Linked DNA regions of Homo sapiens: region 1 is linked to region 2. The links are chromatin contacts, found by Hi-C or POLR2A ChIA-PET in ENCODE. All regions are on one chromosome and are shown on one strand. Each heading gives the region's core, a stretch centred on a gene start or an enhancer-like site at or near the end of the contact. The rest is flanking DNA. Distances are from core to core; before and after follow the strand shown.

What was found. Hi-C counts contacts between places; a loop is a spot of excess contacts on that map. ChIA-PET counts read pairs that join two places held with the same protein, here RNA polymerase II (POLR2A). Pooled maps may share reads with other maps.
Region 1: a map of gastrocnemius medialis shows a loop between it and region 2 (2.6-fold over the local background). The contact joins the enhancer-like site here to the promoter of FBXO30 in region 2. A Hi-C loop is called at or near these places in 8 of 168 maps with a recorded cell type or tissue (HepG2, IMR-90, MCF 10A and 4 more), 1 of 37 single-sample maps with no recorded cell type and 9 of 50 pooled maps. POLR2A ChIA-PET finds 5 or more read pairs at or near these places in 6 of 52 experiments (AG04450, GM12878, H1 and 3 more).

Annotation. Positions count from the first base shown.
Region 1 is chr6:145,903,192-145,905,891 of GRCh38, reverse strand. All of the region lies in intron 25 of SHPRH (SNF2 histone linker PHD RING helicase), which reads left to right. Among named protein-coding and RNA genes, the nearest start is that of SHPRH, 60 kb to the left of the region's middle. Within about 2 kb of position 1,316, at least 3 of the 41 ENCODE cell types and tissues checked have a DNase peak (open chromatin) inside an H3K27ac peak, as active enhancers do; they include GM12878 and gastrocnemius medialis, where a contact is called at or near this core.
Region 2 is chr6:145,813,500-145,816,199 of GRCh38, reverse strand. It overlaps FBXO30 (F-box protein 30), which reads left to right and starts at 1,405. Exons shown (of 3, transcript NM_032145.5): 1 at 1,405-1,597. The region is part of intron 1 of EPM2A-DT (EPM2A divergent transcript); the gene reads right to left. RefSeq lists enhancers at 315-384, 1,442-1,996 and a silencer at 1,225-1,764.

The sequences.
Region 1 (2,700 bases), core at 67-2,566, 90 kb before region 2:
TAGAGGGTAAACAAGCAGGAAGGAAGTGCAGGACAGTATGGGAATAACAGAACAGGCAAGGATACGTGATGAGAGCATCATGACCTAAGGATCATCTAGTCCTGTTCCCTCTCTGTGAATCCCCTGAATACATTTTACAGTCAGCCCTGTGTATCTGTGGATATAGCCAACCATAGATCAAAAATACTTGGAAAAAGAAAAATTCCATGAAGTTCTAAAGAGCAGAACTTGAATTTGCAGCATGCTGAGTTTACATTGAATCCACGCAAATGCAATGATGTGTAGGGATTATATGAGGTAATCTAGAGATGATTTAAAGTATACAGGAGGATGTGTGTATGTTATATGCAAATATGACATCATTTTATATAAGGGCCTTGAGCATCCTGGGATTTTGGTATCCACAGGGGTTTTGGAAGCAGTCAGTCCCTCACAGATACTGAGGGAGGACTATATTTTTAAAGCAAATACCAAAGAGTTATTGAAGGAAGAAGTAGGTGACTTATGGTGCAGCCCTGAGGCATTTGACAGTTATTCTTTATCCTGCCTGCACTTAGGAGCTATGCTGCTTCCCAGTCCCTCTCTCCCTTTCTTCCCACTCCTATAGTTTCTCCTTTCCTTTCCATAAAGATAGTCTTTCTTAGCCCTTCCTTTTTTCTCTTCTTTCTCTTCCTCTGGCCACAGCATCTCAAGGGCCACAGATGGCCTTTGTGGCTAAGAAGAGGTGGCTCACCCTTAGGTGACAGCATGCATCACAGTACAAGGAACTGGCATAAGAAAGAACTGCTGTGTCAGGTTTTGCGCAGAGAGGTTAAGGAAGTGATTGCTCTAGCTACTGGTAAACAGCACAGCCTCTACGAAACTGAGTCATTGAGCCCATCAAATCCAAACACCTGTTCATTTTATGGCAGCTTTCCTAGACACCCAGGATAGAGATTGGCACAGTTACATGTGCTGTGCTGTTGGAGCAGGGATATCGGTATATAAATACTGTTTATTGTGCTCTCACTTCTCGCTGTCTTTCATGAGTATTGATTAACACGTGAATTAACTGAAGCATCTTTTAAAAAAAATTAAGTTTATAGAATTTACTAAAGATAATTTCCCTTTTTATCATAGATGCACATGTAATTACATTTCCTTTTCTTAAACATAAGACTATTGTACCATTGTGCGGGCAAATTTTATCCCTCCTCGACGTTGTCACACTGCTTCACGCCATGTTTAGGTTGGCTCTTCACTGCTTTTTCTGTTACCATTTGTGTCTGCCACATTTGCCTTGTGCTTCCTGTCTCTTCTTCTGACTTCTGTCACATTTCTGGCCTGCTGTCTGTCACTTCCTCCTTGAAACATCAGCTTATTGTATTCTGAGACTTCACCCCTCTCTTGTGACTCTTTGAAACTTCCACATAAATGATCATATTGCCTATTTTGGATTAGTATGTAAATAAAGATGGCTTTGTGTAAATAATTAAGGCATTATTTTCAAATTTTAGAAACTACTAGTTCCAATTATTTCTAAACCTAGTTTTTTTCTTTATATTACTGTTGATTATCAAATCGTTGTTCTTTAACAAGCAATACTGACAAGTAATTTTTTATTTAATTGAAATGTTTATATTATCTGAAATATAAAATTTATTTCTGAAATGATTATTTCACTGTATTTATGTCAAGATTCTCAGACATAGCAAACCATATATCGTACAGAATGCTTAATCATATAGCTTTTTTGTGGATAAAAGATATTTGGAAAGCATAAAACTATTATTTATTAGTAGTAGACATTTTTAAGTAGTATTTCTTGGAAATAAGAGATTTTACAATGTAAGGAATGCTGTTGATTGACCATAGATATAAAATGAATACTGGGATCACAAATGTCCTGTTCGGTGGATGCACTTAAGTTGAAGACCATTTCTTCCCTAGCAACAGTGTGATGGTATTCCTAAATGACCTTTGGAACCTACTGGGCATCTCACAAAGTAAACAAAATTCCCCTTGCAAGTTCTGACAACTGCCAGGCATTTTGGATGGTGAAGTAGGCCTCCTGGCAGAACATATGGCCCACATGTCTTGTTCCCTGTGTCTTACATTTGGCTAGGTTTTATACAAAGCATTTTGCCAGTGGAAACCCTGACCCTATATACTGGTCAAGAGTCTTAGATAATAAGAAATTTCTGTCCGGGAGAAAATAGATACAGCCACTACATAGATATAGTGACAGCAATACAGTACCCTTCCCACCCACCACATGCTACACAATTGCTTTTTTTGTCAAACTTTTAAGTATGTGACCATCAACTGGCCTGCTTTTTAAAATAAATATTTTTGTTCAGGCTCTGTCTCCATAAACTTTGACTCATTAGACCTGGGATGTGGTCCAGAAATCTGCATTTTTAGCAAGCATATCTCTTGATAATAGAGATATCTTATACAGCCTTTTTGTAGAGAAAAAAACTCTGTATCTCTACATTCCAACTCACAGAGAAGCCTAGCCATACTATGTGTAGAATTCTACATGTGGAATTCTATTCTGTTTTTTTTTTATTTGAATTTTTGTTCATTTAATTTAAAGATCATTTGTGACATCTGTCTCACACTTTTAAAATATAATTAAAATAAACATCTGAGTGAAAAAAACTGATTATGAAATTCTGAGTTTAAAATAGGAATAAAATAATTTGGTAAATATAATCC
Region 2 (2,700 bases), core at 156-2,655:
GCTGGAAAGGGCTCTAGAGATAATCTATTTTAGATCCTTTATAAGAGGACAGCTAAAGCAAAACAAAGGTCTGTGACTCAATCCAGGACAGTGAGCATTGAGCGGGGCTATAGTGTAGCAGCACCTACATCCTCTCCCACTGGGCCATCCTGCCTGTTTCCCCATCCTGACCATGTAGCTCTCTGGACAGTGGCTCTCAAGGTCTGAACCGAGGACCAGAGCCTGTCTACAGCCAAATCAGGCAAAATAAGGGGAACAGATAATTTTTCAAAAAGTTAATCATTTAAGGAATCAACCTTTACTCTGTAATCTAAGTTCCTAACTCAGTTTTTGTTTTGTTTTGTTTAATTTACGGATCTGAAAAACCCACAGGCTTTCTCTGTAGGATAGCAAATTATGTGTGAGCTCTCTTTCCCAAAGCACAACAGCAAGGGGTAAAGATGCAGCCACAAAAAGGATGACAACAGTGTTTTCCTGGCTCTGCCCCCATCCCCACTGCCAGGATTACAACCATCTTTCCTTTGTTGTAATTCTCTTGCGACGGGGTGGGCAGGAGTCCCCGACAGAGGGGTGGGGGCGGGTGAGCGGCTCCCAACACCCAGAGCTCGGAATCACTGTCCCTCGGCCGTAGACCAAGGCTTGGTGGTGGTAGCGGGGGCGTGGACATCCATCCATTCTTTGATACAGCCCTGTGGGATTTCTTTACTCCCCAGTCATATGTAAGGTACACTGCAAAAGCGGCTTCAAGTCCCCTCCCCAGCTAATTACCTTCGCGGAATGACGCCTCGGCCCCTCACAGAAGCAGACCCTGGTGGGCTGTCCCGTCCGGGCTCCAGAGAGGCTCCGCCGCCCGCCGGGATCCAGGGCTGAGCTCTCCCGGGGGGAGGTAAAACCCGACAGGGGATAACGGGTCACAGCACCGTCCTGGCACTAAGTCACGGGACTTGGGCACGCTGAGTTAGCCGGCGGGAAGGCCTGTGGCGGCAATCACCAAAGGTCGAGCAAGGGCGCACCCATTTCCTCCAAAAATGAGCTAAAGGGAAAGCAGTGCCCCAGAGTCAAGGGATCGGGGCTGCTGCTCCTTCGACTAGCGGCGCGAACAAGTCATGCTACTTGGGCCTGTTTCCTCAACTGTAAAATGAGGGGTCTAGGATTCCCTCTGGGAATGTACGATTCTAAAATCGAACAGGGTTTGGTAGCACCGCCGGGGCGGAGCCTTACGGGGCGCCGCGGGAATCCAACGACAGGACTCGCCACAGTGGGAGCTCTCTCCAGACCCTACTCTAGCCACGACGCTGCGGGGTCAGAGGGCGGCGTGCGCGTCCCCGCCGGGACTGCGTGCGCGTCCCCGCCCAGCTGTCGGCAGAAGCCGGGCCGGGTGGGCGGGGCGCAGCGGGGCGGGGCGCGCGAGGAGGGTGGCTGCCTCTGGAGCAGGCCGGGAGAAGAGAAAAGGCGGCGGCCCGGCTGGGGAAGAGGGGCGGAGGAGGCGGTTCGGACGGCTGTGTGGGGTACGGAGCGTCGCCGGGACAGAGCGGAGCAGCTGGGCACGGCGTCCAGGGCAGCTAGGGCCTGGGCCGCGGTTCGGCCGCGCCGGCCGGTGAGTGACGGGAGGCCCGCAGGGGAGGCCGGCGCCGTCCGCGCTGCGGCGGGGACGAAGGCAGCGGCCGGGCAGTTTGAGGCCGCGGCCGGGACCGAGGCGCTGGCGCTGGCGGCCGTGGGGTTGACGGGCCCGGCCTGGAGCAGAGGAAAGGCGGCTGACCCCGGTCCATGCGCGTCCCGGGTCGGCCGTCCGGGCGCCCTGAGAGGGCGTCCGCCGCGCTCGTGTCCTCGCCGGGCCGCATGCCGGGCCAGCCGTTGAGGTCAGCAAATGGCGACTTAAGCCTCGAGGGCACCGACCTCCGTGTCCCCCCCAGTTTGTGTGTCTTTGTATTGGGAAGGGACGAAGGAGGAGTTAAACTTAGGGAACCCTAAGCTTCTCGTTCCGTCTGGTTTTTAGAAACTTGGGTTATTTGGGGACAAATGGCTTAAAGTAAGACTGGGGAGGCATCATCCACTGTCTGCACGGGATGAGCAAAGTTGGTAACTTTGCCATTCATGGAAGTGAGAGGATCTTAGCCTTAGCCTCGGTCCTTATTAAAGGGGAACTTCCTTATTTTGCAGACCTGAGGTTATTTGTGTTGTTCCAAGACCTGCGCCTTGGAACTCCTTTGCTTGGAAGGGGTTTATAGAGCGCGTGCTGAATTCAAAGTAATCTGCCAGTATGTTTTTAACGGGTATATTTGGGAGTATAGAGGCAAAGAGGCAAAACAGTATGTGTTTACCAATGTCCTAGTACTCCATTTCCCTCTCCCTTTCTCTTGTTTTTCTTATTGAGCCCTGTTGTAAGTCCCAGATAAAAGATGCTTGGGAACGAATTGACCTTTTATTCCATGATTACTTCGTTGACTCTGATCCAAGATGAAGTTATTTATGGGCATTCTGATATCGGTGTAGATTAATTTAAAATCTTTTAATACAAAATCCCAAACTTTTTAAATTTTAATTTCCATTTGCTAAATTTCAATACTGTTTGTTCTTTAGAGACCTATGGAAATTATATTAACAGGTTTTGCATTTGCTCATACTAAGGTTTTCCAAAGCAGTCCAATTGTTGACATGGCAAAAGGAAAAGAGTAGCATAAAATAAACCTTTAGGATTTT